Regions from separate parts of the Homo sapiens genome. Here region 1 is linked to region 2. A link is an interaction called in ENCODE POLR2A ChIA-PET data of the cell type or tissue named here. Cell type or tissue: A673. All regions are shown on one strand. Links, peaks and the distances in the headings refer to the core of each region. The heading gives the core; the rest is flanking DNA.

Region 1 (5,380 bases), core at 127-5,126, 120 kb after region 2:
GTTCTTTTTCTGAATCGTTGTCACAGATGGGATGTGCTCTGTGGAAGCTTAGGAACATCTAAGCTACTGTAATGTACTCTTGCTTAAGTCATTTAAAGATGGACAGAGGTGCTGAGAACTAAGTAAATATGACAATAAGAAGCGGGAATGGTAGGGCCTTAGGTGCCCACCTGCAGACTAGAGTGCTCCGTAGGGCCAGGCTGTGCCCCGAGCACATCTGGGGTGTATGGCCGGTGTCTGATACACATCTCAGAACACAGAGTGGAACAGAAGAGAATCAAAAAGCTGCTTCACCTTCAGCAACAATACATGCCAGTGTTGCTTTTCCATAGGAATAAAAAGTGATGAATCTAAAATTACATGATATTTTGCTGTAAATAGCAGCTATTTTTATTATCTGCTAATAATAGAATGAAGATAAAATACATTTAACTTTTGCATTAAAAAAAATGTCCCTGGTGCACTTATCAACATATGAAAAAAAAAACAGTGGCTGGAAATATTTATTTATTTATTTATATTTTTTGAGACTCACTCTGTCACCCACGCTGTAGTGCAGTGGTATGATCATGGCTCATTGCAGCCTCAATCTCCTGGGCTCAAGCCATCCTCCCACCTCAGCCTCCTGAGTAGCTGGGACTACAGATGTGTGCCACCATGCCTGACTATTTTTTTTTGGTATTTTTTGTAGAGATGGGGTTTTGGCAGGTTGCCCAGGCTGGGAAATATTTATTTTTATTTATTGGTTTCACTAACTCTCTATCCAGTTGCTTTTGACCACATCATCTGCCAACAACGGGGCTTAACTTGTGTTCTGGGATGCTCTTATTATGGGGTTGAGGAGAGGAGAGACTTTGATGCTACCTTGGGCCTTTCCATCTGTAATTCAACTCCCCACCTCACCCTTCAATGCAGTCAGAAGGCCCCCTCAGACTTACGGGGCTCCTGGGAGCTGTAGGATCCGTAGAGCCCCTTGCCACACACGCTGGGTCCCGGGCCCCTCAGGAGGGTCAGGCCCTGGGCAGGACATGGTGAGAGTGAGCAGACAGCAGGCCCTGTGGAGGAAAGGGTGGACTCAGGCCAAATGCCTAGCGGGGATGGGGTGACAGATACTCTCCTGCCCTCACCTGCCTTCACCTGCGGTGGCCTGCAAGTACAGCTCTGAGGCAGCTTTTGAGTCAGACACCTCCACTTCAGTGGCATCTTCTACCACCCTGGAGGAAGCAGAGGCTGAGCTCAGCTCCGAAGCACCAGGGTTCTGTCCAGACCCCCAGAACCTCCATGTGGGGAGCCCTTGGAGGTCCCCATAGCCTATAACCTCCCTAAACATTTCTCATCCTCATGATTTTATTTTCCCTCCTGTGAACAGGGTAGTTGAGATCACTCCCATTTTCAGATGGAGAAACTGAAGTCCTGCTCAGTGAGATGCTCAAAATCACCCAGTGTGACAATGACTGAGTCAGGACATGGGGCTGGGGAATAGAGTTGAGGTGGTGTAAGTTGAAGAGTTGTAAGTGGGGTGAGGGGAGTGAGAGGGATGGGCACATAAGATTAAGGAAGAGGGTGGGAGGGGATCCTGAGAGCAGCCCCTGACCCTGTAAGCATGACCCCAAGCTCAGAGCTTTCTTCCCCTGGGATGGCAGTGGGTGGAGACCCCCAAAAGCTCGGCTTCAGGGAGGCAGCCATGCCTTAAGACAAGCACCCTCAGACTCCACTGGGCCCTGAACACTCACAAGCCCAGAGGGGACACGTCCAGCACCGACAGGTTCTCCACCCCTGGAGAGAGCAGGTCCTGGGTCCTTCCACTGGGGCTGAACTGGGGTCACACAAGCACACTTGTTACAAACTGAACCTTTCCCTACTTTCAGCTCACATGATCCTCCTGGGGTCCAAACATGGCACCATGAATTCAGCCTTTTTGCAGTCAGAGGAGAGGAGACCTCAGAGAGGCACGCCCATGCCAGTGAGCAGTAGAGTGAGACTGGACACACACTCTCTGGCTCCCCACAAACCTCGGGCTCCTTCTGCAACATTGCCCTGGCCCTGGTTCCCAGGTCCCACTCTCTCCCCTCCCTCAAGGGTCTCACCTGCACCAGGCTAAGAGTGCTAAGCACAGGATCAGAGCAGCTGAGGGGCAGAGCTTCTTCAAACAGCATCTGCAGCAGCTAAAGTGGAGAAGCGTTCAATGAGGATTAAGAAAGCATGAATCTGTCCTTCAGCATTTCCTGAGCATGAAGTCTGAGTCATGCCCCATACTACTGGGGACATGGTATCCAGGAGAGAAATAGCACCAGTCTTCTTCTTCACAGCAAGCCAGAAAGTGAGCAGACATCCTCAGTGGGATCTGCTGTTTGCTGCACAGGGATCCACGACAAGTTCTGAGGCAGCTATTTTGGTTTGGGGGCATTTTGACGAAGCCCCCACAATAAAGCTTCCAAGCTTATAATTAGTATTCACCATGAACTGTGAAAATCAGATCTCCCTGGATATTTGATCTTTTCATGCCACCCCTCTCTAACCCTCACCCTATCAGCCCATCTTCCTTTATTTTATTTTTTAATTAAAAAAAAATTTTTTTGTTTTGCCTTTTTTTTTTGGTATACTTTTGGCTTTATTTCCAGCTTTTAAAAAAAATTTTATTATTATTACACTTTAAGTTTTAGGGTACATGTGCACAATGTGCAGGTTAGTTACATATGTATACATGTGCCATGCTGGTGTGCTGCACCCATTAACTCGTCATTTAGCATTAGGTATATCTCCCAGTGCTATCCCTCCCCCCTCCCCCCACCCCACAACAGTCCCCAGAGTGTGATGTTCCCCTTCCTGTGTCCATGTGATCTCATTGTTCAATTCCCACCTATGAGTGAGAATATGCGGTGTTTGGTTTTTTGTCCTTGCGATAGTTTACTGAGAATGATGATTTCCAATTTCATCCATGTCCCTACAAAGGACATGAACTCATCATTTTTTATGGCTGCATAGTATTCCATGGTGTATATGTGCCACATTTTCTTAATCCAGTCTATCATTGTTGGACATTTGGGTTGGTTCCAAGTCTTTGCTATTGTGAATAGAGCCGCAATAAACATACGTGTGCATGTGTCTTTATAGCAGCATGATTTATAGTCCTTTGGGTATATACCCAGTAATGGGATGGATGGGTCAAATGGTATTTCTAGTTCTAGATCCCTGAGGAATCGCCCCACTGACTTCCACAATGGTCGAACTAGTTTACAGTCCCACCAACAGTGTAAAAGTGTTCCTATTTCTCCATATCCTCTCCAGCACCTTGAGCTGTGGTGAGCTCCACCCAGTTCCAGCTTCCCTGCTACTTTGTTTACCTAAGCAAGCCTGGGCAATGGCGGGCGCCCCTCCCCCAGCCTCGCTGCCGCCTTGCAGTTTGATCTCAGACTGCTGTGCTAGCAATCAGCGAGACTCCGTGGGCATAGGACCCTCCGAGCCAGGTGCGGGATGTAATCTTCTGGTGCCCCGTTTTTTAAGCCCGTCAGAAAAGCGCAGTATTGGAGCGGGAGTGACCCGATTTTCCAGGTGCCGTGTGTCACCCCTTTCTTTGACTAGGAAAGGGAACTCCCTGACCCCTTGCGCTTCCCGAGTGAGGCAATGCCTCGCCCTGCTTTGGCTCACGCACGGTGTGCTGCACCCACTGTCCTGCGCCCACTGTCTGACACTCCCTAGTGAGATGAACCCGGTACCTCAGATGGAAATGCAGAAATCACCCGTCTTCTGCGTCGCTCACGCTGGGAGCTGTAGACCTGAGCTGTTCGTATTCGGCCATCTTGACTCCCGAAAAACGCCTTTTTTTTTTGAGACGGAATTTTGCTCTTGTCGCCCAGGCTGTAGTGCAATGGCATGATCTCGGCTCACTGCAACCTCTGCCTCCCAGATTCAAGTGATTCTCCTGCCTCAGCCTCCCAAGAAGCTGGGATTAAAGGTGTCCGCCACCACGCCCAGCTAATTTTTGTATTTTTAGTAGAGATGGGGTTTTGCCATGTTGGCCAGGCTGGTCTTGAACTCCTGACCTCAGGTGATCCACCCACCTCGGCCTCCCAAAGTGCTGGGATTACAGGTGTGAACCACCACGCCCGGCCCCTTCCCACCTTCCATGACCTCCCAGTAGCTGCATAAATTGACCTTGGCAAAACATCTTGCGGGGACCAACAGGATGCTTGCTGTAGGAGCCCCAGTGAGGGCTGATGTGGGGAGGGAAGATTCTCAGAAGTCTCCGGGGAAGGTAACCCCTGAGCTGCATGAGGCCTGCGCCCTGGTGGCTCCTCTGGGACTCACCTGAGGCACAAGTCGGGGTGCCTCTGTTTCCCTCCCCCGGAGCAACAGGGCCACACTGTACCCTCGGCCCAGAGAGCCCAGTGTGGATTGGACACGTGCCAGCAGCTCCTGCTCTGCCTCCTGCAGGGACACACAGGCACAGTCCACTGACTCAGGTGCCCTGAGCAAAGGAGCTCTGGAGGCAGCTGGCACTCCAGGATCCAGGGGCCTGAGGGCTCCCACCCTCCTCTCATCACCCTCCCAGACCTCCCTACCTGAGCAGCATCAGGGCCCAGGACTGTCAAAGGTGAAGTTTTGTTCCTGTGGGCAGGGCTGGGGTCAACCATGATATTCCCATCTTCCCCTGCACTCCCCGCCCCACTCCCCTCCCCCCCACCCCCCACCCCAACACACACACAACGCCCATCCACCTGAGTCTCTAGAGTCCCAAAATGAAGCAAACAGAGGTTTGTGGGCCCCACCAGGTGTGTGGGGCTACAGCTGTCCTCAGGGCCTGAGAAAGGTAGACTGCATATCAGCTCTCATGAGGAAAACTGGCTCTGGGATTCCTGAGTTCTGCCCTCAAACTTTGCCTCAGTTTTCCAACCTAAGGTGGCCTAACCCTCCCCCTCTTCCAAGAGGCTGTCCTGGACTGCATTCCTTCTGAGTATAAATGGGGAGGGCATCTTACCTGAACCCCTCCCCGACTCCACTTCTACCACCACGGTCAGCATGGCATGTGGGTTGGGAGAGACCATGAGGGCCCCTCAAGGAGGCTGAGTTGCCTGGGCCAAACCAGCCCCTGCGCTCACCACCTCTCCACAGTCCATGCCCTCTATGCCTCTCAGCTTCCCCTCAATAATTCATGAATCTCATCTGAGGGCTAGGGAGGGGTGGATCTGGACCTCGTAACCTACTAAGGGAAGTGACATTCCCTTCTCTTGTGAGAGAACACTGCATAAGTTTCTTTTATTTTTTTCCTTTTATGAAAACTTTCAAACATGTATAACACTGGAGAGAATAGTATAATGAACCTCCAGGTACCCAGCTTCAGAAATTACCAAATTCTGGCCAGTCTTACTTCTTTTGTTCT
Region 2 (5,380 bases), core at 247-5,246:
AAGATTATGAAGTCCCAATAAAAAGAGATTTGTATTGCTGGTAGTTTGTTTCCTTAGTCTTCTTTCTCAGTGATATTCCTAAAAAAATCTCTTAGGTGAAAATAGATTTTCTTATTCAGGTAGTTCTTTTACATTCTCCTTTATTGGGAGAGTTAGTATACCGCAGAGAGAAAGTCTCAGTAATAAAGTCCTTTGCATTCAACTTTGTTCATCAAAAATCTGAAACTCAGAGTGATATTAATATATTGGATTGTTTTAAAAATAATACTCAAATAAACAAAAAAATTAGTTTAGCAAAACGTTTACTATATAGTTTATGCCCTAATTTCTATAAACTAGAAGTTTAAAATTTTCTTCTTAAAATTGTCTCCTACTATTCTGAAATTGGTTTTTAAGAAGGTGAATATTTTTTCATAGGAAATATTTCTTTTGAAAAAATGTGTGAATTTGTGCCCAGTGGTTTTAAAAGTCAAATAAATTTAATATCCATTATAATCCAAAGAGATTTATTTAAAATCAGGAGCAGTTTTTAATTTTAAAATTATTAATGAATTGTGATTAGATCACAAATAACTTAGGCCATCTAAGTTTCTTTTTTTTTTTTTTTTTGAGACAGAGTCTCGCCCTGTTGCCCAGGCTGGAGTGCAGTGGTGCTGCAATCTTGGCTCCCTGCAGCCTCTGCCTCCTGGGTTCAAGCGATTATCCTGCCCCAGCCTCCCAAGTAACTGGGATTACAGGCGCGTGCCACCGTGCCTACCTAATTTTTTGCATCTTTAGTAGAGACGGGGTTTCACCATGTTGGCTGGGCTGGTCTCGAACTCCTGACCTTGTGATCTACCCGCCTCGGCCTCCTAAAGTGCTGGGATTACAGGCGTGAGTCACCGTGCCTGGCCTAAGTTTCTTAATTCTAAACCCCTCTTAATCATGATGCTTATTAAGTGTCTTCATCATTGGCTTGTTAAATGAGAAGCTGTTTTATTTATTCTGTTGAGATTTTTAAAAATTTTTTAAATTTTTTTTTTTTGAGACAGGGTCTCACTCTGTTGCTCAGGCTGGAATGCAGTGGTGTGCTCTTGGCTCACTGCAGCCTTCCCATCCCAGGCTCAAGTGATCTTCCTGCCTCAGCCTCCCCAGTAGCTGGGACTAGAGGCATGTGCCACCATGCCCAACTAATTTTTTTCATTTTTATAGAGATGAGGTCTCACTGTACTGTCCAGGCTGGATATATTTATTCTACTTTGAAGTAAGTAAGTTTATTTTACAAAATGTGATGTGAACATGTGAGCTTCTACTCAGTTTGTATAATATTATAGGCTCCTATCAAGAATGTAAAGCTGAGTGTTATTTCAGATCAAAGTAATTGTTTTTCCCTGGATTTGTTAGATGAAATGTAATTGTAAATCTTTCTCTCTAGCTGCAAGTCTCAAAACAGGATTTTTTTAAAAATGAGTTTTGCAGCCCCACGTTTACAGGTTCAGATTCCATAGATCTGAAATAGGGGGTCTGCATTTGAACTAATATCTCAGGAGATTCTGATGACAAGTTCTCCATATTTTACACTTTGAGACATTGGTAGAGGCCATACAGATTATTCTGCATCATTGCTGAGTTCTTTTCTTTTTCCATCTTTGCTTTATAATCGATCATTTTTCCTCCATCCAAATTGAATAAACTTGGTTTTTCTCTCTGTTACTTGTGATTTTTAGAAAATGTGCTAAACACAAGCCTTAGGACCAGTGCCTCTTAACCTTTTATCCATATCAGTTCTCCTGAGGGGTATGAATCCAATCAGTAATAGTAGATCACTAAGGTAATGATTAATATACAGTGGTGGGTTGAAGGAACATACTCCCCATGGAAGAGTATTGGAATCCTCTAGTACGTACAGTATCAAACAGTCTCCCTCCTTTTCTCTGTGATTTTGGTCTTTCTCCTTAGAGAATGTCCTCCCTCCAACTCCAAAAGACATTGCCTCTGTGGTATAGTTACAGTCCTTAAATATATGTCTTGGGTGCCCTGTGGCTGTGATTTTTTAAGGGAAATTAACTTATTTTAAATAAAATAAACTTAATTTAAAATAAAATTTTGTTATCTAAAGCCAAATAGAAAAAATTCCACATTTTTTCTTACAGTGCTCATTCATCAGAACCTTTTTTTTTTCTTCTTTTTTTTTTTTTTTTTGGAGATGGTCTCACTTTGTCGCTCAGGCTAGAGTACAAAAGCGTGATTATAGCTCACTGCAGCTTTGAACTCCTGGGCTCATGGCATCCCCTTTCCTCAGCCTCCTGAGTAGCTAGGACTACAGGTATGCACCACAATGCCTGGCTAATTTTTAAATTTTTTTTCAGAGACAAAGTCTTGCTATCTTGCCCAGACTTGTAGTGTATTTTTTATAGATATATTTTTAGGGAGCTTATGAGCTCTAGTAATCTACTTATCAATGTATTTCAACTGTTAGTAATTACCTTACCTTAATAAACTTTAAATGTGACCTTACCTTCCACTTTTTAACTTTTTTATTAAGGAATAGCGTATATACATATTTTTAACTTTACTACTTAAAACTAGGAAACTTCTGTCAATTTCTTAAAAATCTAAAACTACCTATGGAATACACAAAACTCCTAATACATTTCTTTTAAAGCCAAGTTCTCTCTTTCTATGTTATTGTGTATTGAATGAGTTCTTTTCAGCTCTCTCCAGGTTGTTTAAATATAAGTACAAATGACTTCAGTCAAGAAGGTAAAGTCATTATTAGTATATAGAAAAATGAATCTAAAAATATGTAGTCGTGCCCCAAAACAACAGGATTAAAGATCTCCGTGGACTAGAAGTGCAGCATGGATCCACAGTTTAAGCTGTAGTCCCAAGGAGAATTAAGGGCTAAAAAAATACACAATGGGGGCTGAGATTTCAGCATGTGCAGAGGAATAGGGAATGAATGCATTTCACATGTAGTACATCAGTAGATCTAGTCTACTTGAATAAAGCAAGGAACCGGCATCTTATTGCCCTACCTGTGAACCAAAATGGATAAAAAAATATTTGATCAACTATCTAGGGTTATGGTTAGAAATTAGCAAATTGTCATATCCAGGTTGTATGTAAAAAACAAAACAAAACAAACCCAAAAAAACTAAAAAAAAGGGGGGAAAAATTAGCAAATTGTCGTTAATGGAAGAAACAGAGACAACTGTGTAACTAAAAACTTGGAGGACAACCTTCTTGATTTAGGGAACAGAAGTGAAATATCTCTATGAGACAAGAACCTTAGGTGTCCAGCAAAATATCTACTTCTGAAATGGACTCCAAGAGCCAGACTGAGGGAACTTCCAAAACATCTGATGAGGAGTACATCTGTGGATGGAAAAGAAACTAAAACAAAACACCTCCCATCAAAATGAGTTTCCTCAGTAAAAAAATTATAAAGCTGGAGAGCGAATCTTTATCAAGAAAGATAGTCAAAATGTAAACAAACAAAAAGCAAAATATAATACACTCAAGGAAATTGAAATAAACTTTAATCTTGAGAATTATGAACATGTTTATTTTAAACTATGACCAGTAGCCATAAAACAATGTGAGATAATAAAGCAAAAGCTGATAATTACGTATTAAGAACAGGTGGATATAAAATAAAACTAAAAGTTTTGGGGGGTAACCTCAATATATAGGGTAAGACAGCATATTAGACACAGTTGAATGCATTAGTGAATGAGTGATAAAACAAGAAATAATACAATAAAATATATAATGAAATATAGTAAAGAGATAGAAAATATGAAAAAGAAATTGAGAGAAAGAGAATAGATTAGAAGCTCCACCATATTATCTACTAGAAGTTCCTGAAGGAGAGGATAGAAATGGAGGGGAGAGGAAATGTTTGAAGAGAATGGTGGAGAATTTTCTAGCATTGTGACTAGACATGAATCCTTGACTGAAGAATCATATCCATCACTAAGCAGAACAGATGAAACTGTGGAACTTTAAGGATAATGAAAAATGTCTTAAAAGCTATCAGAGGAAAAAAACGCATTACCTACAAAAAAACAACCATCAAAGTTTTGACCTTCTCATCAGCAATAATAAATTACAGAAGATGATGGGAAGTAATATCCTCAAAATACCAAGATAAAATAACAATACAGAATTCTGTACTTAAGTACCATTCTAGAGAAGGAAAAAATAAACATATTTTCAAATCTACAAAGAATAAACGAATTACCATCATTAGACCCTTGACAAAAGAACTACTAAAAGATATATACATCAGTAAGAAGAAAAGTGAGTCCTGGAGGAAGGCGTGGGATACAAGAAACTACGGTAAGCAAAGAAATTGATAAAACATATTATAAATACAAATGTTTGAGTTTAAAAACCTAAATTTTAATGTTTAAAACCAAAGTAGTACTAAAATTCTAGAAAACAATAGCAGGAAATCAGAAGGATGTGTTAGAGAGTTTAAAAGCCACGCTAGAGTCTTTTGTTGTTGTTCAGGAGGAGAAGGTACTGAATAAAGTTTTTTTTTAAAGAAAAATAGAATCGTAATCAGAACAAATATAAAGCTATTACACTCAATTGTTAAAGGGCAGAGACTTCTGAATTAGAGTCAGAATCAAAATGTAACAAATGCTGTTTGCAGGAGACAAACCTAAAGCAAAGTGATGAGGAAAGCTTGACAGTGATGGGAAAAAATTATGTAAAGCAATATTAATATCAGACAAAATGGAATTTTAAGCCAAAAGCACTTTTAGAAATGAATACTCCTCCAACTGAGAAAATAATTACCAATCAGTAACTAACAATCTACCATCCAAATAAAATATAAAACTGCAAAATTGCAAGAGAAATGGTCAGATCTGCATTTGTAGTGGTAGGATTTTTTTCACACACTTCTCAATGAAACTGATGAATCAAACATAAAATGATTGTTAAAAATCAAACAATTTTTTATCTTTCATAAAGCTAGCATTCTGTTTCCAGTAAATATACTTTATATTCTTTTCCAATACATGGAATATTTATAAAAATTGTCCATGTTTTAGGCCACAGAGAAGTCCGAAGAAACTCCTGAATCTTCATCACATGGACTACATTCTCTGATCTCTCTTGCCTTAAAATTACACATCAACAATAAAGTCTTCTTTAATTCCATACATTTAGAAATTGAAGGAAAATACTTTTTCTTTTTGTTTTGAGACGGAGTCTCACTCTGTCACCAGGCTGGAGTGCAGTGGTGCCATCTTAGCTCACTGCAACCTCCACCCACCGGGTTCAAGAAATTCTCCTGCCTCAGCCTCCCAAGTAGCTGGGATTACAGGCACCTGCCTCCGCGCCTGGGTAATTTTTGTATTTTTAGTAGAGATGGGGTTTCACCATG

Evidence for each region. ChIA-PET counts read pairs that join two places held together with the same protein. Peaks named below come from ENCODE experiments on the same cell type or tissue, not always from the same donor. Only the 100,000 strongest peaks of a DNase experiment are listed, where the experiment ranks them.
Region 1: POLR2A ChIA-PET joins it to region 2 with 7 read pairs; 2 of 35 experiments call an interaction of 5 or more read pairs at or near these places.

What each region holds. Positions count from the first base shown.
Region 1 is chr5:140,589,937-140,595,316 of GRCh38, forward strand. It overlaps LOC112267855, which reads right to left and starts at 5,126. Exons shown (of 9, transcript XM_024446282.2): 1 at 4,979-5,126; 2 at 4,563-4,608; 3 at 4,309-4,428; 4 at 3,717-3,858; 5 at 2,088-2,165; 6 at 1,734-1,816; 7 at 1,128-1,214; 8 at 939-1,055. The coding sequence starts at 4,573. RefSeq lists an enhancer at 2,989-3,938. In A673, for the core only: no CTCF peak of the experiment used is centred there; a DNase peak (open chromatin) is centred at 2,225.
Region 2 is chr5:140,472,435-140,477,814 of GRCh38, forward strand. All of the region lies in intron 10 of ANKHD1-EIF4EBP3 (ANKHD1-EIF4EBP3 readthrough), which reads left to right. The region is part of intron 10 of ANKHD1 (ankyrin repeat and KH domain containing 1); the gene reads left to right. Among named protein-coding and RNA genes, the nearest start is that of EIF4EBP3, 73 kb to the right of the region's middle. In A673, for the core only: no CTCF peak of the experiment used is centred there; no DNase peak of the experiment used is centred there.